Regions from separate parts of the Homo sapiens genome. Here region 2 is linked to region 1. Evidence: read pairs that join two places in POLR2A ChIA-PET (ENCODE). Cell type or tissue: endothelial cell of umbilical vein. All regions are shown on one strand.

The links. Peaks named below come from ENCODE experiments on the same cell type or tissue, not always from the same donor. Only the 100,000 strongest peaks of a DNase experiment are listed, where the experiment ranks them.
Region 2: POLR2A ChIA-PET joins it to region 1 with 7 read pairs; 3 of 35 experiments call an interaction of 5 or more read pairs at or near these places.

Annotation. Positions count from the first base shown.
Region 1 is chr15:31,126,935-31,131,934 of GRCh38, reverse strand. It overlaps a transcript of TRPM1 not described here. Among named protein-coding and RNA genes, the nearest start is that of TRPM1, 28 kb to the right of the region's middle. In endothelial cell of umbilical vein, a CTCF peak has its summit at 2,433 (motif pointing right); a DNase peak (open chromatin) is centred at 2,504; H3K27me3 peaks cover 300 bases.
Region 2 is chr15:31,022,138-31,027,137 of GRCh38, reverse strand. TRPM1 (transient receptor potential cation channel subfamily M member 1) reads left to right here. Exons shown (of 28, transcript NM_001252024.2): 26 at 21-223; 27 at 867-999. It overlaps TRPM1-AS1 (TRPM1 antisense RNA 1), which reads right to left and starts at 266. Exons shown (of 5, transcript XR_932056.2): 1 at 27-266. RefSeq lists enhancers at 58-1,257, 2,438-2,732. In endothelial cell of umbilical vein, no CTCF peak of the experiment used is centred here; a DNase peak (open chromatin) is centred at 2,537; H3K27ac peaks cover 2,963 bases.

The DNA.
Region 1 (5,000 bases):
TTGGCGATTTTCATTTTAACCAAGCTGTCATTTTAGTATGTGAGGAAAAAAAATAAAAGTGGTAGGAACTACACTCACAGAGAGCCCAGAGAGGGGGCAGCAGGGGGGTGGGGGCGAGCCTGGTGCTGGAAGTGTGAAAACAGCTGGGGGCCCAAGTGCCCTGACTCCCCTGGCCACCCACTCACTGCTTCCACCCACTCTCACTTCCCTTGGGTTCACACTATCTCCCCGGACCCCTCTCTGACCCCTCCAGTCTAACCAGTGATCAGAGAATGTTTCTGCCACTACAGCAGTCCCCCCTTCATCCACAGGGGATGCCTGAAAGGGTAGCTGGTACTGAACCTGATGGCTGTCAATCAGAACACATCGCTGTCCATGTCTTCCACCCACAAATGTAATGCCTTTTCCATCTTAACTAAGCTCTTATCGCACATGGTGGCCGAAACTTTGGCAGTTTGAAGTGCGACAGCAAAACTTGCACACATTTTTTTTTCCTTCTTCATAATTTCACACATAGAAGATTCGTTCTTACTGTAGATCTTAGCAAACTAAGCATATGCTTTTTTCCCTTCAGTTGAGGACTTTCACCTTTTCACTGAAAGGAAGCACTGCGCTCGTCTCTTTGGCATATCTGAATTGCCAGCATCACTACTTTTGCGCGTTGGGGCTGTGATTAAGTAGCACAAGGCTGACCTGAACACAAGCACTGTGCTGCCGCAACAGTCGCTCTAAGTGGCTGATGGTTGGTGTAAACAACACAGATAGGCTGGATGAAGGGAGGATTCATGCCCAAGACAGGGCAGAGTAGCATGCAATTTAAAACCTATGAATTGTCCGTTTCTGGAGTTTTCTATTTGACCCTGGATAACACCCCAGAAAGTGAAACTGCAGATAAGAAGGACTACTGATTTGCACATCTTTTTTCTGTGCCTGTTTGTAACCGTTGCCCAACGGATTCTCCTTGCCCTCTGCCTAGACAGAGCCAATTTATCAAGACAGGGGAATTGCAATGGAGAGAGTTTAATTCACGCAGAGCTGGCCGTACGGGAGATGGGAGTTTTATTATTACTCAAATCAGTCTCCCTGAACATTCGGAGACTAGGGTCTTTTAAGGATAATTTGGCAGGTAGCGGGCCCGGGAGTGCGGAGCATTGATTGGTTGGACTGGAGATGAAATCATAGAGGGGCAAAGCTGTCCTCCCACACTGCAGTTCCTGGGTGGGGGCCACAAGACCAGATGAACCTGATTACCACCAGTCTGGGTGGCATCAGCTGGTGCATCAGAATGCAGGGTCTACAAAATATCTCAAGCACTCATCTTAGGTTTTACAACAGTGGTGTTATTTCCAGAAGCAATTTGAGGAGGTTTGGAATCTTGCAGCCTCTGGCTTCATGACTCCTGAACCTTATTTCTAATCTTGTAGCTAATTTGTTAGTCCTACGAAGGCAGATTGGTCCCTAGGGAAGAAGAGGATTTGTTTTCGAAAAGGGCTGTTATCATCTTTGTTTCAAAGTTAAACTATAAACTAAGTTCCTCCCAAAGTTAGTTCAGCCTACACCCAGGAATGAACAAGGACAGTTTGGAGGTTAGAAGCAAGATGGAGTCGGTTAGGTCAGGTCTCTTTCACTGTCATCACTTCCTCAGTTACAAATTTTGCAAAGGTGGTTTTATGATCTCTTTTGCTTCTCATTTTGACCCTGTAAATAGCAGGGTGGGGTGCACAAAGGTCAGATGCCAGGTAAGACACTGGGCAGGTCCTGGAGGTCCCAATGCACCCGGCATTAACCCTTCAGTTGCTGGGCCATGAAGATGTGTCCAGGAGTTTCAGGGGAGCCACACCACCCAGGCAGCTCTGAGCAGTGGCTACTTCCCGATCTGTATGGAACACCCTGATGTCTTTGTCCTGGAAGAGCATCCCTGCTGAAGACCAGCCCTGCCCAGGACATGGAGGAAGTGGATGCTTTGGTTCCAAATCACAGATGGGAAAACTAAGGCTCAGAGAGCATGTGGAGTCTGCAGAATGTCCCTGACAGAGTCAGCCACTGGTTGAATTTCACATATTCTCTCTTCTCTGCCAAGGTGGCCTACCGGAACCCATGGCCATTGGTCCACAGTGGGCTTTCACTCACTGTCCAGTGTTCTGTAATACCTGGGCAAGGAGGGAACCACACACGGGTGTCAGATGCCCCCAAAGTGACCACAGACAGCTGACACGAACATCTGGGCTATGTTTAGCATATACTACGGTTGTATGCCAGGATTCTCCGTAATACACACAGCCTTTACTCCTTTCTATCCCTCTGCTCCCATTTATAAGACCATTCTAAGCAATGGTATTATGTTGAACCACTTAAAATGGCCATCTTTGTAGGTCAAAATAGTCAGATAGCAGCAATTTCATGTATTTTTCAGAAAGTTGACAAACTACAGCTGAGTATCAGGTCGGCACTGGAGGCGGCCAGGTGGGGGCAGCAGAGAGCTGAGTGGGCAGAAACCGGGGCTCATAGGCGGTGAGGTTCTGTCAACGGAGCTGCAAGAGAAGTAACCCTGCAGGGTCCCACCAAATGACCCAAAGTGGAAAGGGCCAGGCGGCCCGGGTCCCTTACTGGACAGATCTGCGCAGTAAGCACAAGTCAGCACTGTTGCTGTGGCACTGGCACCATCAGTACTTGACCTAGGATCACCTGCCATGTCTAGTCCTGCCAACCTTCAAGACCGAGCTTCCAGGACAAGGGACCTGCCCAGCTCCAGCTCCTCCTGACCACAGTCCACAGTGGAGAAATGACACAGCACTTGTCCAAAAACAGCGCTACACGAAGCTCCAAAGGCTGATCCACATGCCATTCTCTGTGACTGAGCCTTTGACTCGTGAGCCTCCAGCAGGCTTCCTTTCCCCTCCTGCAAGCTCCCGAGGAGGCTGCCACCGGAATGGCATGTGGCCATCAGCACTGGCTGGAAGCGCAGATGATGCACTCTCAACCAGTGCAGTGATGCAGCCACCTCTGACTGGAAGCCGGAGCGGGGGGGCTTTCATCTGAATTAGCTACAAAATTTGCTGAGTTCTATGCAAAATAAAAATGCTGGCCCTCTGTTCAAAAATTGTAAAGAATTTCAAGATGGCAACAGCAAAGTATAAAACCAAATGCAGGTTTCTGATGGCAGGGCCCCATGAGCCTGCACAGGTCGCCCACCCAAGGGGCCAGCCCTGGCATTTGTCTTGAGTGGAGAGCCTGTCTGGAGTGGTATGGGGTGTGTTGGGGCTGCCTCTGCATGTCTGCCTATGCCCGTCAGTGATGCGGTGGCTTCATGGCTCTGGAAGCAGAGAATCCCTGGCACATCCCCATCCAGCACCGTCTCCCCCAGTTGTGAGCAGGAAGGGGGTTGTGGCACCTGAAATAAGAATGCAAAGAGCTCCCGAGGCTTGGGGGTGGTGTTGGGCACCCTCCTGGCGATATGGGGTGTGCACCTGTGCAGCCGGCCAGGTGACCAGCATCCCTTATGGTTCATGAGTCAGGAGCAGGGCTCAGAGAGAAGAATTCAGAACAAAGACAGACGATGCAGCCCACAAGCGAAAGAGACGGGCAGGCTAGAAAATGTGGGAGGGGTCAGAGCTCCACGGCAGCCGGTGGGCACAGCCCAGGACAGGGGGATGGCGTTCTCACCCCACAGTCATTAACTATTGAACATTGATTGATAGTGATTGTTGAATACTGTAAATATTGCTCCTGGGTGCCAGTGGGTTGGTTGCCCCCAGAGACAGTCACCAATCCTGAGCTCATGGGAATAGGGGAGCCCTTACCCTGTGTGCTGTGGTTAACGCACTGGTCAGCAGAGCGGGGAGGGGAGGCACAGGTCAAAGTCTGCAGATAATAAAGATCCAGTCCAGATAATAAAGATCTGGTTTCAGCCCTGGCTCTGCCTTGGACCAGCTCTGCTATGTCAGCCAAGTTACCACCTCTCTGAGTCGAGGGAAAGAATGCCAGCGCTTTCTCCTGGACTCCAGGCACAGACCCCACGAGCTACAGGGACCTCCACTTCCAGGCCCCTTGGCATCGCTTTAACACTTAAACCCCACTGGTTCGCGTCCTTGTTTCTCATCCTCTGGGAGCCGAGCGCCTGCCTCATTTCTGGGGCTCCCTGGCTGCCCTCGTTTCACAGTCACTGCTGGTTCCTGTGAGATCTAGATGCTCACCCTCCACCCCTTCCACCCAGCGCCTCTTGAAGCTCTGGTAGCTCTGCCTTCTCGCCACCCTGTCCCACCCAAGTATGGAACTGAGCTCTTTGTGACTCCACAAAACAAGACTTAGCTGAGGAAGCTGTGTGAGGTCAAGTTGTAGTGAAGGTTTGAGAACGACAGTGGAACCCAAACGGAATGTTAGCCTCACCACCTCCCTGTCCTGGGCTGCCCTCAGCTGCCACAGGGCCACCTTCCCACTTTCACCACATTTTTCTCTTGTGGAATTTTGAATTCTCTTGTGTTATTTGGCTTTGTTTTGAATTCCCCTGTCTGAGCCTTTCTCCTCAGAATTCTGCCTTCTGCGGAAACTCAGCGGTTAAGATGCTTTTCTGGTAAACTAAAGGCCACCTGCCCCTGGGGACTGGTAGGCCTTTGGCCACTCTGAATTGCACCCAGATGGCAGCTACCCACAAGAGGCCCCAAGTAGCAGAGAATGAGAAACATACACAAACTGACTGGGCATCCTTGGAGATGCCACGAGATAAGCTTTGCAATGGCCTCTTCTCCACAGTCAAGGTCAGGAATCACCTAGAAACCCAGAAGGAATGAGAAATCTCAAGACTTCAGCCTGGGGCCTTCACAAACCAGCTTCATGGGGTAAATTGCTTAACACCTTGATTTCTCCAGCTGAGAAATGGGGATACTAGCACCCTTTCCATTAACTTCTACAGTTATGAATATCATAAGGCAAATGCATTTCTGTTTGTTTGTTTGTTTGTTTGTTTGTTTTGAGACAGGATCTCACTCTGTCGTCTAGGCCGG
Region 2 (5,000 bases), 100 kb after region 1:
AAAATGTCTTCTTTTTAAAGCAATACCTTCTTTGAAGTAAAATCAATATCCAACCAGGTGTGGAAGTTCCAGCGATATCAGCTGATTATGACATTTCATGACAGGCCAGTCCTGCCCCCACCGATGATCATTTTAAGCCACATCTACATCATCATTATGCGTCTCAGCGGCCGCTGCAGGAAAAAGAGAGAAGGGGACCAAGAGGAACGGGATCGTGGATTGAGTATGTGCAGGGCTCTTCATTTCTAAGTTGGGCTGATTTCAAAATAGTGTTCAAATTGGACATCCTCACAGAAATCTCACTCAACTACTTGCTCGTGTGAAAAGCACCACACTCAGTCCAACTGCTGTTCTTTTCAAAAGGCTTCTCATTTTGTACCCATTTTATTCTAGTTTCGTTAATTTGTTAGTAATTAATATTAGGAAAGCCAGCTCATAGAGACCAGAAGTTGAGCTAATTCTCTAAAATAACTCTACTCTGTAAATTTCTATATAAATTCAATGCTCCTTTCAAAACGTCTTAATTTGTTGCATCTAAAGAAAATGAGAAAATAATGCTATACGTTTGACTCTATTCATAAAAATAAGTGCAAAAAGTTTTCCAGGAAATATTACTTGGCTTTACTTTCCCAGTAAATGTAATTTTGTTTTTTATGTTTAAAAGCGGGCCGTTTGGCTCCAACTGATAGAGGGTTGGGGCGTATGACAACCCCTTTTTAGATAAAAATCAATTGGAGTAGTGGCGAACTGCCTTAGGAGTGGCGGAGAAGAGAGCTTAATTAAAGTGGGGCTGTGAAATTCTCATTGACGCCACGAAACTGATTCTTCTTGTTTTTCACGTGGCCGACACTTCTCCCTTCACACAGAGCTCTTCCTTAGCGACGAGGAGCTAAAGAGGCTGCATGAGTTCGAGGAGCAGTGCGTGCAGGAGCACTTCCGGGAGAAGGAGGATGAGCAGCAGTCGTCCAGCGACGAGCGCATCCGGGTCACTTCTGAAAGGTACGTGTAGCGTCCCCACCGCGGGCCCGTGAGCCAAGGGTTTGCTGACTCGGGCGCCCCACTCTATGGGGGATGCCAGAGTTCATTTAAACATGCACTCCGAGTTCTCCTGTTTTATTTAAACTTTAGGTTTTAACGTGGTTCCCACGAAATAGTGAGAAAGTTACTAGGTAATAACTGTGCATTGGATATAGAAGGGAATGACATTTATTTATCCTGGGCCGAAAGAAAACCTAACAGTTGACTACCTTCACCCCCTACCCCAAAGTGGGGGTGTTTCCGCAAGGTTAATGGAAGCTACAGAAAGCCATCCTTCTCCCAGCTCTTGTTCCTAACTTCCCTTTGCGAGCATGGTCCTCCCCAGGGGACTGCCCTCCTCATCCGGCCTAGCTGCTTGCTGCACCTTGGCAACACCTTTCCCAGCCTCACAGGGCAGAGGAAAAGGCTCCCTCCTGGGGCTCCCCTGAGAGTGGGAACTGGGAGGGGTGGGGTGCAGGGTGGGGGGTGAGGTGTCTGGCCCCATGAGGGTGGGATCCGCTAAACTAGGGCAGGGTGTGTCTTTCAGACACCTTCACATCCGCAGTACCCAGCAAGGTCAGCCTAATCTCCGCGGTGATGCTTAATAAATGCAGAGTGAATGAATGCAGGATGTGTGAACCAGTGAATGAGTAAATGAAGTCAGGTCGCGAGGTACAGAAATGGTGACATTTTCCAAACTTCGTAGTATTGCTCTACCCTAAGCTAGGAAAGAGCAACTGGCAAAGGGTAGACAGGAGCAATGGACCTTCACTGTCTGCACTTTTTATCACGTAAGTTTTGAGAGCCTTTATCATTTACTAAAAGCATTTTCAGCCTGCTAAAGATCTTGGTGACTGATAACACGCTGTTCCAAAGGGTTTCACTAACAACGTGGCCAGAAGGATGAGCTCAGAGGAGCCATGCCTAGCTCTGCTTTCTATCCTTGAGTACACAGAATTAAAGTTTCCTAACAGACACATTGAGAGCCATAAAAACAGGGTGGGACTTCAAAAAGATATTGCAGCTGACAGTTCCCAAACAATTACAACAGAATTCACAGATGCACCTTAGGTCTCCCTGGTGCATGTTGAGGCCAGTGAACTCTGCCCCAGCCCACAGGAGGGGAGATGGCAACTGTGGGTCCCTGGCCTCGGTTCCCTCCTAGACCCAGTCACCTTGTGACCCAACCAAATCCAACCAGCTAAACTCTAGGGTTACCTGCACCACCTTTCTTCCTTACCAAGGTGAATTTTTAATAAAACTTTGAAATGTTTCTTTGATGCTTTAACAGTAATTGCTAAACTTTCAAGGTATAAAAATTATTTCTTCATGAGAAAGTTAAGGTACCCCATGTAATCCAATTTCCACTTTTTAGTTAGACATTAACTTGAACGTAATTTTAACCAGTCATTTACAATGGAGATTGTGTTTTGTTTTGCTCTGCCTCCCCCTCTCCCTTCCCCGGCATTCCTTGGATTTTTACCATTCTTGGACCAAAGCTGCAAGAGTGTGGTTATCAGGTCACTACCAAATTGCATTTTTCTCTGGGGGCTCTGTGCACACGTAATAGGGATGAAAGTGTGTAGGGCAGAGAAAACATGCTGCTTCCTGTTTCCCTCGGCTGAGATCCCAGGAGCGATGGGAGCACATTCTTGCCCCTCCATTTCCCTTGGCCTTGTCAGGCTGACTCACAGGTGAATGCCCAAGACAGAAAGAGGAGAAGGCTTGAGGAGAAGGGAGTTTTCCTTCCCTCTTAGCCAAGCCAGCTGAGAAGCAAGGGATAAGGTGGGAGGATGGAAATAAAAGTAGCTATTTGGGCACCTGTGACTACTTTAAAAATCACACTTGAAGTACTCAAGCATTTCTGCCATTTCTTTAATATTCTTTCTATATAAAATTAGTTTTATTTTCTGCATCACCATTTCCCATTTGATGATTTTCCTGCTCTTCTCTCGGTCGTGTCTTCGCCAGCACTATTCAGTCTGTAGGGTCTGGTTAGGAGCATGTCAGCCCCTGCCTTGTCTCCCTGTTGTCTTGGTAGCTTTCAGAGCTGAGCTACCAATTCTCATGACTCAGTTTTACAGGCGTGTTCACACAGGATGGGTACCCATTAATCATTCTCCTCCACGCAGGGTGCTTTTAGTGCTTCTGTGCAGAAACCAAATTCATGGTTCTCTCCTAATGTTTGGAAATTTACCTATAAAATGCTAACAATTTAACCATTTATTTTTTCTCAAAAAGTTCCAACATTTTGTAAGATCCAACATTCAGTCCTGCAATGAGATTTGCAATACGATTCAGCATTGATTGACACAACACTGGGTCAGTCCTACCAACCACGCCCACTTAGATGTCATAGGGGCCCTGCTCTCAGGGTTCTCCTCCCAAACTTGCACTCCAGTCTCTGTGAATGGCATCGCCATTAAGCTCAGTTAGCAAACTGGCAAATCATTGTGGCACCTCCCTCTTCTTCACTAACAATCATCAAGTTCTGTTTACTTCCCCTCGTGAATACATCCTGATCCACTTATTTTTTTCATCCCTACCCCAACGCACCTAGTACAGGCTTCCATCATTTTCCACTTCCATTCCTGTAGCTGCCCCTACCTGAGCTCTCCATATTTGTTTCTGCTGTTTCAATCCATGTTGCACTGTCAGCTCTCATGGGGTCCTGTTCCCTCCTGCACTGGCTTTCCTGAAAAACCCTCTGTGGCCCCCACTGTCCTCAGGCCTGCAAGGCCCTGCCCTCTCTCTGGCTTTGCCATGCACTATCTTCTCCTTCATGCTCTGTATTCCATTTCTCTTTCATTTCCTCAAAGCACTGCTTCCTTCCTGCCACAGGGGCTCTGCATGGGCTGTGCCCTCTGTCTGATGCACCTCACCCTCCTTCCCTGCTCCTCTTCCTTGGATCTCTGCCCAAATGCCAATTCCTTATGGAAAACTTCACCACCTCACACCTTAGACTAGGTCAGGACCCTCAGGCCTTAAGCTGCATGAAGGCAGGGCCATGTCTGGGTTTGGTCCACCATGATATACCTAGAGCCTGCACATATCCACATAGTAGGAGCCAGACTTTTGTTTCTGTTTTTGTTTTTGTTTTTGTTTTTGAGACAAGGTCTCGCTCTGTGCCCAGTGCAGTGGCACAATCAGGTCTCACCACAGCCTCAACCTCCTGGACTCAAGCGAGCCTTCTGCATCAGCCTCTGAAGTAGCTGGGAATACATGTATGTGCCACCACGCCCAGCTAATTTTTTTTATTTTTTATTTTAGTAGAGAGGAAGTCTCACTGTGTTGCCCAGGCAGGTCTCAAACTCCTGGCCTCAGCAATCCTGCCTCAGCCTCGAGATTTTTTTGAACGAATGGATGACTTAAAAGCTTTTCTCCTGATTCGAATATAAATTTCTATCCCATCCTTAATGAGTTCCCTCATGGAATATCAAAAAGGAAACCAGCTATGCTCCCTCCAGGTTCAAGACACTGGTTTTACTATAAGGAAGTAGGAGCAGACTCAAGAGCCAAAGGATTGTGCCACAGGAAGGATAACAAGTGTTGGTGTTGGCACCATCTTTTTGCTCAAAGGGATAACATCAAAGAGCCATGAGGGCTGGTGGGATAAGAACATTTTATAAACAACTCCTTTTTTATTATTATTTGTAGAAACAGGGTCTCACTATGTTGCCCAGGCTGATCTCAAACTCCTGGGCTCAAGCTATCCTCCTGCCTCAGCCTTCCAAAATGCTGGGATTACAGGCATGGGCCACCATGTCTGGTCAACTTCTGGCAGCATGGCCAAAGTAGACCTCGTCAACCCATGTGTTCTGTCCTCATTGCTCCAGGAGAATATTTGGCAACATGAGTCCTTATCATTGGGAGATTTGAGGCTATCTGTGTCTTCTGCACATCCACTACGGAGCACACTGTTCTCTTTGTGGTTCAGCATCCCTTATCACAGGTTCACAGGTTCAAGAGCAATTGGGCTAGAA